Linked DNA regions of Mus musculus: region 2 is linked to region 1. Evidence: chromatin loops called from intact Hi-C (ENCODE). Cell type or tissue: gastrocnemius. All regions are shown on one strand.

Evidence for each region. A loop is a pair of places that touch in the nucleus more often than their neighbours do. Peaks named below come from ENCODE experiments on the same cell type or tissue, not always from the same donor. Only the 100,000 strongest peaks of a DNase experiment are listed, where the experiment ranks them.
Region 2: a loop joins it to region 1, with 2.2 times the contacts of the local background. A loop is called at or near these places in 5 of 42 quality-filtered maps.

What each region holds. Positions count from the first base shown.
Region 1 is chr10:42,837,666-42,845,665 of GRCm38, reverse strand. No RefSeq gene overlaps it. Among named protein-coding and RNA genes, the nearest start is that of Scml4, 19 kb to the left of the region's middle. In gastrocnemius, CTCF peaks have their summits at 3,119 (motif pointing left) and 3,716 (motif pointing left); DNase peaks (open chromatin) are centred at 2,057, 3,125, 3,727 and 3,915; H3K27ac peaks cover 569 bases.
Region 2 is chr10:42,886,295-42,894,294 of GRCm38, reverse strand. All of the region lies in intron 1 of Scml4 (Scm polycomb group protein like 4), which reads right to left. Among named protein-coding and RNA genes, the nearest start is that of Gm34006, 22 kb to the right of the region's middle. In gastrocnemius, no CTCF peak of the experiment used is centred here; DNase peaks (open chromatin) are centred at 259 and 3,773; H3K27ac peaks cover 3,272 bases.

The sequences.
Region 1 (8,000 bases):
TTACTAAAAAAAACCCCCCAGGCCTCAAGCAGCCAATCAGAAACTGCCCTGCCATTAGAAGCTGCCCCACCACCTGGCCAGAGGCAAGTGCCATGGGTCAGCAACAGTTTCCAGACTTCCCCAGCAACAGTTTTCAGCCCCCCATTGTCCCAGCCGTGGTTCTGGAATGTCCCTAGAGATAGAGCCAACAGATTAAGAAAACAGTCACCTACCTCCTCCCAGAATTCCCCTAATTTGCTTTAAATCAGGCCTGCAAGCTCACTTGGGCGCCTCCATCTTGGTAGATGGTAGACCCCAGCATGCTGAACTTCTGCAGGATAAAACACTCTTTGCTTTTGCATACTATTTGAGTCCTGGGTATCATTCTTCAGTGAAAAATGGACCCTTATATACAGGCATGCCATCAGCTTGGGTTTTGGTTGATTTTGCAGGTAGTCGAGTTGGCAACAAAAGTGAACCATCAGAGGCACCCAGTAGTGGTGCTACTTTGTGGCTGTGTGTTGTCTGTATGTCCTTGCTTTTCCTCCCAGCCCCTGCTCCTGGAATATCGACTCTGAGACTCAAGCATATTTACAAACACTGTGGTCATAAGTTTTGGCTTGTTCTCTGGCTAGCTCATAAATTAATATCCCATTTAACCTAAGTTCTGCCATGTGGCAGGTTGCCTCTGCTCAAGGTTCCATGCATCTGCTCCACCGTAGGGTTCCCCAGGACCAAAGTCTCCTGTGCCTCACTCTATCCCAGAATCCTTTCTGCCTCCTGGATATCCCACCTTCTATTCTAACCTCTCCTATAGGCCATAGGGTTTTTAATTGACAAGTGATGCATCCACACAATACACAAGATATTCTCTCTACACTACTTCTCTATAGTGCCAGTGCTGCTACAGTTGTGAGCATTTCCTGACCAAGCCTCCTGACACCCAAGGCTCTGTCTACTATGGCACAGAGGGGACTCCAGAGTCATCTCTGCACCACTGAATAGCTGGTCACACACGAGGGTTCCCTTGGTGCTATGGACTGACTTGTGTACAGCCTCAAACAAGCTGTGTTAGGATCCTAGTCCCTAAAATCTCAGAATGTACCCTATGGAGACCTAGGTGAGTTGAAATGATGTCTTGGGTGTGGGCCCTAGTCCCATGGGACAGGCATCCCGTGAAAGAAAGAAATTTGGACACAGGGACAGGCACACACACCGATGACATGAAGAGGCAGAAGATGGCTGTCCAAGGAGGGTCACCTCACATAGATCTTCCCTAGAAAGAGCCAGGCTTCCCACTGCTTTACCTTAAGATACACAGCTTGCAGGACTCTAAATCTCTGCTGTTTAAGGACACACCATTTGAGAGACCCTGTTACAGCAGCCTCACATACTAGCATATCTAGCTTCCGGATTGCCAAGGCCAGATTGTTCAGGGGGAAACACCATGACTCCAAACAACTTGAAGAGGAAGGGGTTTATTTCAGCTTATAGGTCTACCTCACAGACCATCTCTGAGGGAAATCAGGGCAGGAACCTGGAGGCAGGAGCTGATACAGAGGACATGGCAGGATGCTGCTTACTGGCTTGCTCCCTGTGGCTTGCTCAACCTGCTTTCTTATAGAACCCAGGACCACCAGCCCAAGGGTGGTACCACCCACAATGGGCTGGGCTCTCTCACAACAGTCATTTATCAAAAGAAAAACACAAAAAGGAGTCGCAGCCTTCCCCACAGGCCCATCTGTTAGGTGTACTTTCTCACCTGAGGTTTTTCTCTCCCCAAATTCCAGTGTATCTTATATAAATTTGACATGAAACGAACTTGCATGAAGGTCGTGACCACAGAAGCAAGTATCTATGGCAGAGCCAGTCTCATCTCAGATGGGACCCTACAGAGGGGTGAGAGAGGAGCTATGCACAGGGCAACCAGTGTTACTGGGATCCTTGAAGAGATCTGCCCCATTACACTGGGCTGAGTCTGTCCCAAATGCCATGTAATGGACACAGAGTTCTGTGCACCACTCACTGGGTGTGAACTCAGTGTCCAGATGTGAAGTTCCCAGAAGGCTCTTGGCTCAGGGCTGGTAGAGGTGAAATGAGGACAGTCATATTCCTGCCCAGTGGGACAGTTCCTGTGTGGCTCAGAGCCCAGTGCAGAAGCAAATGCCCTGAAATAGCAAAACACAGATTTGCACAATTAAAACGTTATTATACAAATTATTAAGGTCCCCAAGAAGGAAACAGGCCATAGGCATCAAGAGCCACAATTTTTGCTGATTAAAATAATTAAGATGGTTCGTTTCTTTTCTCTTCCTTTTAATCAGTGAAAGAGTTGGCGATGTGAGAGGAGCCAATGCCACAGGGCAGAGCTGTACCACAGCTTCCTGTAACAGAGAGAAGGCTTTTAAGAAAACTTACAAGCCTTCATGCCTACTTTGCCTCAGCCCCAACCCTTCCCTGCCTGCCTCCACCAAAACTCATTCCTATCCAGGAAAAACAAAAACAAACAAACAAACAAACAAAAAACCAACAAAAAAACAGTGGATTCAAAGTTGAATTTGCTTATCAGAAAAATAAGGAATTTCTTTTTGTGTTATTATATGTCTCAGATACTTCATGGGATATACATGACAAAAATTAATTTGTTGTTTATCTGAAATTCACATTTAATTGAGTATCCTTTTGTAAAACCTTAATCTTCGTCGCACAGTAAGTTCTAGACAGAGCTGTAGATAAGTGTGATGGGGTGCCTGTAAGGATAGAATTTGCAGCATGGCCAGGTGACCTTTGAGTCCTTCTCCAGGGCCCCAAGGCCCTGCTCTTCAGAAGCTGTGAAGGTAGCTGTCCACTCCCACCTTAGGAGGACGAGGTTGGCGCTATCCACCTCAGCCGAAAAGAGAAGGAACAGCGACTGTCATCAGCTCCCAGAGAGCCTTGAAGAAGCAGCTGGCTCTAGGGTGGGAGATAGTCGGAACCAGCCCTGTAAAACTAGATGGGTCAAGCCACCCTGAACTCCAGAGGGGCTGCCGCAGGAACATAGCTGGGAGGAGTCCTGGAAATAGAGGACAGCACTGTGGGACTCAGGGCATGGGCCAGGTACCCTGAGCATCCAGCAACCCTCCTCAGCTACCTCGCGCCCCCTGGCGGCCATAGCTAGTCAAGCATGTACGCGTTCCTGATCCCAAAATCCAGCAAGGGAGAGGGGGGTCCCCAGGGAACAGTGCTTCCTCAGTGGCCACTGATCTGAAAGTATCACTTTCAGTGTCACTTTGCAGTGACTACCACCGCAAGTTGCTCACGGCATCTGCCCTGTCCTCAGTTCCTGCTGCAAATGAAGCCTCTGGCTGGATGTCCCAGGAGAGATTACAACCTTGTCTAAGGACATCTTTGCCAAATGAAGTCTGCTCTAGTGAGGTCAAGGCAGCCTAGTTAGTGTCTTCAGACCCCACCACATGACCCCCTGGGCGGAACAGGATGGTTCTGTCTCTTCAAATAGGCTTAAGTGGTGGGGAGGTAGCCAGTGGTAAAGCATATTCAGCTCACATGAGGTTTCTGTCATTGACATCTCAAATATAGAGCTTGTTTGAAAGGTGTAAACAGGACGAGAGTGACAGCCCAGCAGTTAAGAGCACTCACTGCTCTTTCAGAGGATCTGGTTCCGTTCCCAGCCCACAACTGTCTGTAACTCCAATTCCAGGTGGAGCCGGGCCACAGCACCCTCTTCTGGCCTCCGTGGGCATTACACCACGTGGCTCACTATCTCACAGGCAAAATATATACATCAGGTGAAAAAAAATTAAGGTGCAAGTAAAAGACTGTACACCGAGAATGTCTTCCTCATCCCCCGAGCGCAGCACTTCCCAGCTCGGCTTGCTGACTCAAACAAAAGGACGGAAACCTGCGCTCTCAGTTGACGTCAGCAGCTTCAGCCTCATGGCCCTTCCATAAGTCTCTAGACCAAGCAGCCCTCCAGTAGGAGGTGTCCTGAGTGCGAAGCCAGAGTTGCCTCAGCTCCTCCTGTGCCCCAGGCTGTTAAAGGGCGGAGGCAGCCAGCACTGTGTTCACGGGACTGATTTTCTTCGTCAGTTTTGCTATGATTATCTGTCTGGATTTTACCCAAATGCTTCTGAGATGTTGCTATGAGGTGGGGCTTTTTGTTTGTTTTTGTTTTTGTTTGTTTGTTTGTTTTGGTTTTTAAGGGCAATGATGTTTAAACCACTAGATCAAGTCAAGCAGATTACCCACCTTCCTGGCCTCATCCAATCAGGTGAACGCCTTAAGGAAGTGGCTCATTCTTTCCTGAGGAAGGAATCCTGCCATTAGATGCCTTTTGACTCCAGACTGAAGAGCCACTCTCCTGGGGCTCCAGACTGCCAGGCTATCAAGGATATTCCAGACTAGCTGTATTTCATGTGTTTTGTATATGATAGGATCTGTGATCTTTTGGGGGGTTTTGGAGACAGGGTTTCTCTGTGTAGTCCTGTCTGGCTTTGAACTCAGAGATCTGCCCAAGTGTTGGGATCAAAGGCATGTGTCACTATTCCTGCCGTTTTTATTTTCAGAAATGGTCTCACACTGTAACCCAGGCAGGCCTTGGACTTGAAGCAGTTTACATGTGCTGTGGTGAACATGTGGAGTGCTGCGAGCCTGTGCTTTAACCAGCCTCTGCCCACGGACGTGTATGAGGGGGGAAGAGAGGGATTGTTGTGTGAAATGATACATTCCTCCGCCCCTGGAGAGAGGGGGACGTTCAGGACACTCAAGGAATGTATGGGGCTCACAGGGCTGAGGCTACATAAGCAGTAGATAGTGGGGGGCTCTTGGGGAGACAGCTGCCTACAAGTTGTGCAGGACCCTCCAAGGACACAACTTTCATCCGTCCTCACCTGTACCAGGTGGGCTTTGAGGGAAATGCAACCACCCAAGTCGTCCTCGCTTCTGTATGTCACCCTTCATGCATGTTCCTATAAGTGCCCCCTCCCAAAACAAAACAAAACAAACAAACAAACAAAAAACTCAGTGGTTCGCAAAGCCAGACTTAGATGGAATAATTTCTTTGGTCTGCTGTTGCCCCATGGGGACAAACAGGCATCCTGTTCAGGTCACTGTGAGAAGTAATGCAACAGACACATGAACTGTGTTTCCGTTTTCCTTTCCTTAATAGAAAATGAGCCTCAATCGCTTTTCGGGGATTCGTTGGCCATGAAGATGCTGGGTTTTATGAAGTGTGGTAGACATGCAAAGAAGACCAGAGCAAGGAAGACCTACCCATCTGCGGCGGCGCATGGGGTCAGCTACAGACAGCAAACAGCTCTCTGGAAGCTGCCTTCACCACACAGAACCACTTCAAAGCGGTTCACTTTTAATTATGTGTACACGTGTAGGGAGGATATGTACACATGAGCGCAGTGTCCACAGAGACCAGAAGAGGGCATCAGGTCCCCTGAAACTGGAGTTGTAGACTACCGGATACAGGTGCTGGGAGCTGAACCCCAGTCCTCCGTAGCTGCCCAGCCATCTCTCTAGACCCATATAGAACATTTTACTCGGGGTCACCTCCTGGTGGCTCAGCTCTGACTTGGTGGGAGGGCTCCAGGCCCACCCGTCTGTCAGTACAGGGCAGTGGGCTTCACACCTGAGCTTCCCGCCAGCTGGCCCAGGTCTGCACTGGGGCCAACTCCTTTCCCAGTCAAAGATGCTTCCTCTTGCATTTGTTTGAAAGTCCTGATTCCTAAGAAACATTTTAGGGGGAAAAAAGAAATCTTTTGTACTTCCCACCCCTCAGGATCTGCCCCTAAAAACTGTTTAGGAAGGAAGGGCTGTTTTCAAGTCACTAGCCCATTTTCTTCCCAACCCCTGCCATTTTTTTTTAAGTTTGTTGTGATTTTGCTTAGTGGAGAGGCCAGTTTTCTGCCAGTTACGTGGATGGCAGACACCTTCCCCACTCTGTGGCCTCGCTTTTATGCTCCCTCACTGTCTTTGAAAAACAAGAGACTCGTCATTCAAATACCATTCAACTTTTCAATTTGTTTTTTCCATTGGGGAATGTTTATTGCATCCTGCTTAAAATGTATTTTCCTACCCTTGGGTGATAAACATATTCTACATTATTTTCTAAAAGACCCCATTGTTTTGCCTTTCAAAGTTAGAATTAGATGCCACCTGGGTTTAATTGTTGTATACGGCAAGAGACAGGACCATGTATCATTCCTCCCCCCAAATGGACGTGCTAGCGTCGAAATTCTGTATCCTAAAATGCCTCTCGCCATACACCACCCCAGCGTGTCCTCTGGCACCAGCCTGGTGCATACATCAAGTGGGTACCATCCACAAATGTGGCTTATTCCAATGCCAAACTAGATCTCCTCTCCCCCTCTCCATTTTAGTTTTATTGTGGCAAATTACACAAAATGAAAGTTACCACATTAGTTAGACATTTGGTACGCATCCTCCAGTGCTACTTAGTACACTCATCATAGGCAGCCATCGCCACCATCCACCTCCAGAGAACTTTCTGTCTTGTAACACAAGTGCTGTGCCGATTGCACGGTAGGAAACTCCCCACCTTTCCTTCCTCCAGTGTCAGAAACAACTGCTTTACTCTCAGCTTTGGACAACAGTAAAGTGCCTCAAATACTGAGAATCACAGAGCAGCTACCTTTTGTGACTTATATTTTCCATAGCACAATATTGTGTATGACGCCAAGGTTTGTGTGTGCTTTAGCATGTGGCAGAATCTATTTCCTTCTTAAGGCTGAGTAGCCAGTTCATTTTGTCTGTTTGTTCAACAGTAGTTGCTTGCGTCATTTCCTGTAACCATTCTTTTACCTACCACCCTTCTCCACCCCAATCCCATTCAACCCCCTAACACTAGGTAGGAGAGAAAGAGGTGTTTAGAGGAGAAAGAGGTGTCCATCTCTTTAGACTATTTCCTGCTGACTAGGAGTGTCAAATTCCTTGGGGCAGTGTTGATCTTCTTCATCAAAATATCCTATTTCTTCTTGTCTCTTTGCTCACAACCACTTGACAAACCACAGCAATAGAAACCACCAGCAGCAGGAAGAGCAGTAGCCTCCCCTACCTCTCTGAACTCTGGCACGTTTTATACCCTTTCAAGAGTCCCCAGAATTCCAAACGTAAACTATTCCGCAGCTGGCAGAATCACGCCCCTGCCAGAGCATGAGACAAATCATAGTCAGCTGCTGCAGACAATCTGAAGCAGCCCCATATCCGTACCCAGGGTTAAAACATAATCACATAACATAACTGGGTTTTTTAAAGAAACCAACATTTCTCACTACACCTGTTTCCACGTTTTAGCTATTTACAGCAAGGATCACACTGTACCAACATCTACTGTCATATCTGTCAGGTACACAGCAGAGACCGCTCCCCCAGGCCAACTGAGGAGCCACTGTGGTGGGAGCATCTGGGGGTCAGTGGAGCATCTGGGGATCAGTGGAACAATGCACAAGAGTCCCAGCTTCCTCGGCTTCTTGCCAACACTTGTTACTTTGTTTCCTTTACAGTAGCCAGGTTACTGACACTGCACTTCTGTAGTTGAGCAACTCCTGGTGAATTTACTTGAATATTTTTATAATCTTCATAAAAGTATTTATCCAAGCCTTTGTCCAATTTTGAAGCAGGTAGCTTGTTTTTTTTTTTTTTTGTTTTTTTGTTTTTTTTGGTGAGTTTTTTTAACTTCTCTATATATTCAGGATATATATTTACATAGAATTTTATTTAATATTTAATTTTATATAACTATTTTTCCACTTTGTAGCTTTTCTCTATGTTACCCTCCCCATTTTTAAAAAGATGTTTTCCTGTATAGCCCAGGCTGCCCCTGAAATTTTGGTCCTCCCAAGAACTAGGCTTATAGACATTTTCCACGAAATCAAATTTGTCTATTTTTTAAAATTTTGTTGTGCATACCTTAGGTGTCTTATCCAAGTGATCACTGCTAGACTAAGAGCATGAAGGGTTTCCCTGTATTTTTTTTTCCTAAGAGTTTTTTATAG
Region 2 (8,000 bases), 49 kb before region 1:
CCCATATCTATATGAATATTCACTGGACACTTAGGCATTCGTGGGGCACTCTGAGGTTGTGTGAGGCAACTGGGCAAGCCTTCCTGCAGACAGAAAGATACACCCACATGGTTGTTTAAGGAAGAGACTCTGTCCTTCCAGTAAGAGCTGGAAAGACAGCCTGGAAGAGCAAAAGGTGCCAGAAGCCAGAAACAAAGATGGACTTAGCCTGCTCCTTCAGGAGCCTGGGAAATTAGCCAACCAGACGGCACTGGAACTACTCAGGAGCTGTCTTGTTTCTGTCTAGTAAGAAACAGACGAGAAGCAGCAGGACACAGGACGGGATGGGAAGCAAGAGGTAGGGACCGGACACGAGGGGACAAGAGTGGAAACCAGACACGAGGGGACAAGAGTGGGGACTGGACACGAGGGGACAAGAGTTGGGACCAGACATGAGGGGACAATAGTGGGGACCGGACACTAGGGGACAATAGTGGGGACCGGACATGATGGGACAAGAGTGGAGACCGGACACAAGGAGACAATAGTGGGGACTGGACATGAGGGGACAAGAATGGGGACTGGACATGAGGAGACAAGAGTGGGGACCAGACATGAGGGGACAAGAGGTGAGACAGTATGAAGGGTCCTAGGTCCAGGTGGAGACAGTCATCACAGCTCAGGGACTTGTGAAGTCAGATTTTGCTAGCCTCAGACAAAATGAGCTCTGGGGTACAGCAAGAGTCTGTGAATAGGTCTGGGGAGTTTTCTGGGAAATCAGGAGAAGAAAAAGGAAAGCACATTTTCTCCCAACTTCAAAGCAAACTGGACTCTGTGTGTGACAATTAATCGTTTCAGAACTACCAACAGATCCATGACAAACACTGCTAGAAGATGATGCCTTTGTTTATAATGTGTCACTGGCTCCAGAAGGACTAACCCCCTTCTAGTTTAAGGGTTAACCAATTAAGATTTACTTGAGAGAAAGAACAGGGTAGTTACATGGAGGTCGGAAGCATGAATTAACCCCAGACTGTTGACAGCTGCCCAGCATTTGACAAGCTGTCTCAGAAGTTTCCGAGACAGATATTAAGTAGCATATGAGCAGGAGGAAGATGCAGTAGGGTAGAGTTCACGACTAATGAGCCACACCCAATTTGGGTGACATCACAGCTCTACAGGTTGCCTCTAGCCACAAGCTTCTGGTTTCTGGTTTAGTTGTCAGCTTCTGGGAACAGGGATGAAGGTTTGGAAGGCAGACGTGCCAAATAATGAGCTTGGGAGAGGTGTCCAGTGCTACAGATCACAGAGCTGGGATTCAAAAATGTTTTATATGTGGAGACAAAATTAACTGAGGGAAACTCAAAGATACCCTACCGTCCCAAGATGTCCAACAGAGCCAAGACAGGAGAGACTTCCAGTGTGAAGAAGATGTAGTGGGGCCGGAGAGATGGCTCAGGGGTCTTCTTGATCATTTGTTGCTCTTCAAGAGTACCTAGGTTTGGTCAATCCCCAGTCCCCCCATGGGGGTTCACAACCAACCATAACTTCAGTCCCAGCCCACCTGACACCCTCTTCTGGCCTCTGTAGATAACAGGCATGCATGGGGTATACCGACATACATACAGCCAATACACCCAGAGACATAAATACAAATAAATAAATCTTTTCTAAAAAGATTTAAGAGTTTTAGTTGAAAAACAAAAAACAAAAACTAGTTCTGACTATGACCTAGGCCATTTGATGGAGGAGCCTCTGGAACTAAGACCAGAGTCCAGCTAAAAGAAACAATACTGCCATTGTCCGCAGAACAGCTGGTGTCCCAGGCAGCATTAAAAATAAATATTGACTCTAATGGGAGTGAAGGGCAAGGCATATAGAGCTTTCCATTGTGTAATGGTCAAAAGTAAGGACGTCTAGCCAGGAGGGAAATTATTCTGTGTGGCAACATGGGGTGGATCCATAATACTACCAACAATGTATCACAACAGTCCCGAGAGCCAACCTCATCACACCGCATTAAGAATTTAGAGAAAGAGAAGGAAGCAAAAAATAGAAGCAATCCAGTCTGCTGAAGGGCAAGGGGAGAGAGACAGACAGAGATAGAGACAGAGATGCAGAGACACAGAGACACAGAGGCAGAGACACAAAGACAGAGATAGAGAGACAGAGACACAAAGACAGAGATAGACAGAGACACAAAGACAGAGTATTTATATTGATGATCTTAAATTTTAAAGTTATTTAAACAAGCAGTCCAAAAACTAGATATTTCTTTACACAAACAAAATTTCACTCTTGAATCAAAACAACAAAGAGAAATTATCTGAGACAGGTCTCATGTAACCCAGGCTGGTCTCAGACTTGCTATGTAGAAGAAAATGTCCTGGAACTTCTGATCCACCTGCCTCCCACAACCCAAGAGGCAGGCACCACCGTTCTTGGTTATGTGGTGCTAGAAATGGAACCTGGGACGTCAGGCCTGAGAGACAACCACTAGCAACTCTGCTATATCTCTGGCCTGAGAAATACAATGACATTTCAACACACACACAACACACACACACACACACACACACACACACACACACACACACACACACACACACACATTTAAATCAAAGTTGCGCATTGTGCCACCTACATTCCAGGCACTGAAGCAGGATGATCAAGAGTTCCAAGCTGATCTAGGCTATACAATAAAATCTTTCAAAACATATTTAAAATAAAAAGCACTAATTAAACAAATAACAACTCTGGATTCTCATTATCCATGGCCCAGTCATTCAAAAGCAGCTGAGGGGGAATCAATGTCCTGTATTTCAACAGCAAGCAGAAGTAAATGTCTGTTACTTCTTGGCAGGAGAGGAAGGAGGAAGGACACCTGGAGGCGAATCCCTAACTCCAAGGAGCTCAATTTCCTAAGGATATTGACGCCTATTAAAATGAGAAGGGCAGTGTAGGAAAACAGAATTACTGTCCCATCCCAGCCATCAATCTCTCTTACTGAGGTCTTGTTACTGGTCTCTCGTTACATCTCATAATAGATTTTCAAAAAGTATCTTTGTGGTGAGGCCCAAGGGCCAGAGGCAGTGCTTGAAGACCTGACTAAGCGAGGGGCTCACTGCAGAGTGACTTTCAAAGAAGGGACGCTGATGGCACGGGTTTGATTGGATTGAACCGAGTAGATTTCAGTGGGGAGTCTCAGGATGAGGTATTTAATAAACCTTAGTCGAATCGAACCAGACTGGCAAAATAAATGACCATCAATCCATATCCTGGGACATGGTGATTTCCTGAGACAACAATCTCCCTGTCCCAAAGCAGTCCACCGGGACCATTCAGGCTTCCCCAGTTGCTGACAGGGCAGGGTCTCTAGGATTTATAAATCCATTAGAAAATGACAGTACAGGTAGCCAATGGCTATGTGCTGTTAACTCATTTTCATACTATTCAAACCGCATAAAAGAGGGATATATATTTGGAGATGCATTGATTTATATGGTACACCTAAATATAATGTCTAATTTTAGAGTAGCCCATTAATGTATTGATTCAAGTCTAGTTGCGAGTATCAGACAGATGCTGGAATTCTTAAGTATCCTCTGATAGCAGATTGACCCGTGAACTAGTGTCCTAACACAGACCTCATTAATTACCCCACACTCGATAGCTTGCAACAGCTAAAGTGGGTCCTCACACCAGAGGCCAAAGTCTGAGGTCAAGGCAGCAGCTGCACTGGTTTTAGTCTTGGCAGAGGGGCTGAAATCCACTCTGCTGATTTAGTCTTGGGACCTGGCCGAGGGCCTGACATCCACTCTGCCCTTTTCCTGGCTCTCATGATTGCCACCAGTCCTGGCATGATTTGATGAGTAGCTGCATCAGTCCAGTTTCTTCCTCCATTGCTCCAAGACTTCTTCTCTTTCTCCATCTCCACAGTCATAGTAGGATACTAGCCATTGAACTTATGGCCACCAATCTCAATGTCATCTCATCTTAGCTAGCTAATTACATTTGAAAAACTGTATTTCTAATATGTTTGAAGCCTGGAGGTCTGTGTGGCTATAACTTTTGAGAGGGGCACTGCTCAACCTCACACAAATAGTTTATATTAATCATTCCATGCAAGACTACTAACTATAGTTTAGCAGGTATGGTCTCCACTAATTAACTCAATGTGCAGTGCTTTCTTATTTCATCTTCTTTTCCAGACAGATCTTCTGTCACCGAGGCTGCCCGTGAACCCCTGACCCTTCTAACTGCTCTTCATCCCTATGCAGATTACAAAGATAAGGCCACCACACCAGGTGCTAATCCAACACAAAGTTCTATAGATTAATGCTACCATGTAAGGCCACCTAATTTTTCACAAATTTAGGGAACTACTTTTATCCCTTTTTAAGATTTTTTTCTCAAACAGATAATTGGATTATTGAGGGATAATTTTTCATACACTCAAGCTCACAGATTTTAAAGACACATTTGAGTTTTTAGCAAAAGCATATACCAGTGTAACCCATTCACCAAGCAAAATAACTGGCTGTGGGACTGAGAACATAGAGCCCAGTGGTAGAGCATTTCCCTGGCATGGACCAGGACCTCGAGTTTAACCTCCTGAACCTCAAAACATTATCTATATCATCTCATTAGGTTTATTGTGCCTTCCCCCAGTGATCACTATTGCTTCGGTGGCAATGATTATCTACCTACTAGACTATTCGACCTACACTTATAGGGATTTAATGATTCACACCCTTGCATCTGGCTTCTCAGCTGGGAGAGCAGGCATTTCAATCCCATGGTCCTTTGCACTGCACCCCACAGCAGGATGGAAGGACAACCTGCCCATCATCCACCTGGCTGTTTATTAGAGCTGTTTGCAATTTTAAGCTGCTTTTAAAATTCTGCCAGCAACACGCATGTGTGGATCTTGTATCTGATGTCCGTTTGCTCTTCTTTGGGCTGACGATGGGACTGAATTGCTGGGCCATGGCTTAGGTTTCCATTGAACTTTGTGTGTGAACAGCCTTGATCCTTCCCAGCAATGTTAGAGTAACAGAGCAATGGTTCTGCAGCCTCTGCTGGGGAGCTGCTGGGCTCTCAAGGTAGCCATTCCAGCGGGTGCAAAGCGATCCTCTTTTCCTTCATGCATGGAGACGTTGGGTGTCTTTTTATGTATAGGTTGTCATTCATATACCTTCTGTTTAAAGTGCCTGTTCTAGATTTTTGCACATATTTCCATTGCTTCTATTGTTACTGTTAAGCTATAAGAATTCTTTATATAGTCTTAAACATGTCTTTTGTTCAAACACACACATATATATATACACATACATACATATATATATATACACATACATATATATATACATATATATACACACATACATACATATATATACATACACACACATATATATATATGTATATGTATGTTTAATATATATATATTAAAACTTCACTACCCTCTTTGGCTTACTATTCACTTTCCAAATAGTATCTTGTCTGTCTTATTTATGTGCCTTTTTATTCAGTGCTGAGGACTGGACCTAAGGTCTGTACATGCTAGACAAGCACGCTCTCACTGTGCCCCACACCACACCAGCCTCTAAATAGTGTCTTTTATCAAACAGATGTGTTAGATGTTTTTTTCTGGTCATTGGCTTCTGCATCTAAGAAACCTATCATACTCCAAGCATGACCAGTCTGCTTTCTTCCACCTGCTGCCTTGTCTCACCTCTTGCAGGCTGCTGCTTACCCCATCTTCAGTTAATGACTGTGTGGCTGTGAGTCACCCAGAGCAGTTCAAAAGGCTACCTTCCCCTTCCTGTTGATGTTCTGCGGCTCCTCTCTCAAAGTCTGCCAGGCCCATGAACTGGAGTCTATTTCTGGACTCTGGTTTGTTGATTTGTTTTGGTTGTTATTTGTTTGGTTTTATTGAGATGTGTTGGGCCATGGATGACGCGATACTCACTGGGTATTCCAGAGTAGCGCTGGGGTTACAGGTATGAGACACCATGCCAGCTGTTTTCAGACTCTTGATTTTATTCTGTCGACATAGCTCTGTATCCTTGTACTGACACCCAAGTCTCTAGGTTACCACGACTCGTAGTAAGTCTTGAAACGAGACAGGCTGCACTCTCAGCTCTGTGTTCCCTTTTCAGAACTAGTTTCTGACAGTGTTGGCATGCCCACGGCCCTGTGTTCCATCAGCATCACAAAATTATTTTGAAAATTTCACCCAAATTAAAAAAAAAAACCTACCGAATTTTTATTGGGGATGCTTCAAATCTATGAGTAATTTAAAATGGACTGAAAATTTCACAATATGTGATTTACAGTTCTTACATGTATTGCTGGTTTCGGCTTCCTTGGGGCTCTGTGGTTTGTCCATGAGCTAGTGCTACCGTTTTCAGTGGCATGCCTCATCAAGTATATTCTGGTTTTGATACTTCTGTGGATGGGAGTAAGTAAATGCTAACTCCCAGAAACTGTCTTTTACACAGACATGCAATTGAATTTTTTCAATATACATTATTTTATTGTAATTTTAATAAACAATATATAAATAAATACATAAATTTTACTGGTAATATGAATTCTTAGGAAGTTTGCCGAATTACTGTATGTAAGAAACTGATCATCAGATATTTAAGAACACTCAACATCAAAAGCTTTAAATCTAACTGTACGTTGTAGCCCCTCAAAAACTCCAAACTGCATTTTAAAAAAATTTTTTTTTCTCTACAAAGAGTCTCATCAGCTATGCAAAACTGTATACTTTTTATGCTGAAGCTAATGTTGAGCTGCACTTGAGTTTTTAGCAACACACACATTATAGGACAGCCATTTCTTCCTCCTCCTCCTCCTCCTCCCCCTCCCTCTCCTCTTCTTCTTCCTCCTCCTCTTTTTCTCCCCTTCTTCCTCCTCCTCATCTTTTCTGGTTCATTCTTCTTCTAGCTGGCTGACCTAGCAGGCCCCTTCTTTGCTGCTTCCCACCCTGACACAGTCGGCAGCCACGCCCTTCTATTCTCCTGTAGTTTAGTGGCTTATTCAGTTGTTTACCCTTGGCTGACGACTGCTCAGACCCCATTTCACCCAGCGTCTATGCGTTCTTTCCCCCACACAGGCCTGGGCGTTCACTTTTGATCTTTGGGTGCTTGCTGCTCAGAGCAAAGCAGGAAGAAGTCATTTAGGAACATTAAAGTCTTTTTTTTTCTTTCCTTTCTTTTCACCTTTGTGAGGAACTTAACCCTTCACCTCCCTGACATGTCAGCTTTGTCACTACGTGTCACACTGGGGCATTTCTTTGAGAAACTAAAGAAATTAATTGTGGATTTCTTCCTGTGCTTCTCCCAGCAGGTCTGCATGAAGGCAGGGGAGGACACTGTGTCCTGCAGCTTGCTGGGGTCTCCACTGCCCACGCTGAAGGAGAGGCATCTGCCTAACATGAGCTCGTCGTCCCTCAAGGCCCAATAGAGATTCTTCCTCCATAACTGATTCTTGATACAGCCACTCAATTCCACTAGCAAACTAATCGTTTGACCATGTTTGGGGCCATGTTTTAAACATTCCTTTGGATTTTTCTATATGCACAATCATGTCATCTGTGGATTTAAAATTGTATTTCTTTTTCTTTAATTTTTAAAATATTTATATTTATTTCATGTGTTTTGCTTTGTGTATTTATGTGTACTGTATGCATGCCTGATGCCTGTGGAGACCAGAAGAGGGTGTCAGCACTCCTGGAACTGATGTGGCAGAGGGTTGTGAGTAACCATGGGGTGCTGGGAACCAGATTCAGTGTAAGAAAAGCAGACACTGAGCCGCTCCTAGGCCCCAAGGTGGTATTTCTTTTTTAAAAGTATATTTCTAGAGCTGGGGTGATGGCTCAATCCATTTATTGTTCACCACACAAGCAGAGGACCTGAGTTTGTGTCCTCTGCACCCATGTTTTAAAAACTTAAATGCAGGGGATGGAAAGAGAGCTCAAACATTACAAGAGCGCTTTTGGCTTCCAC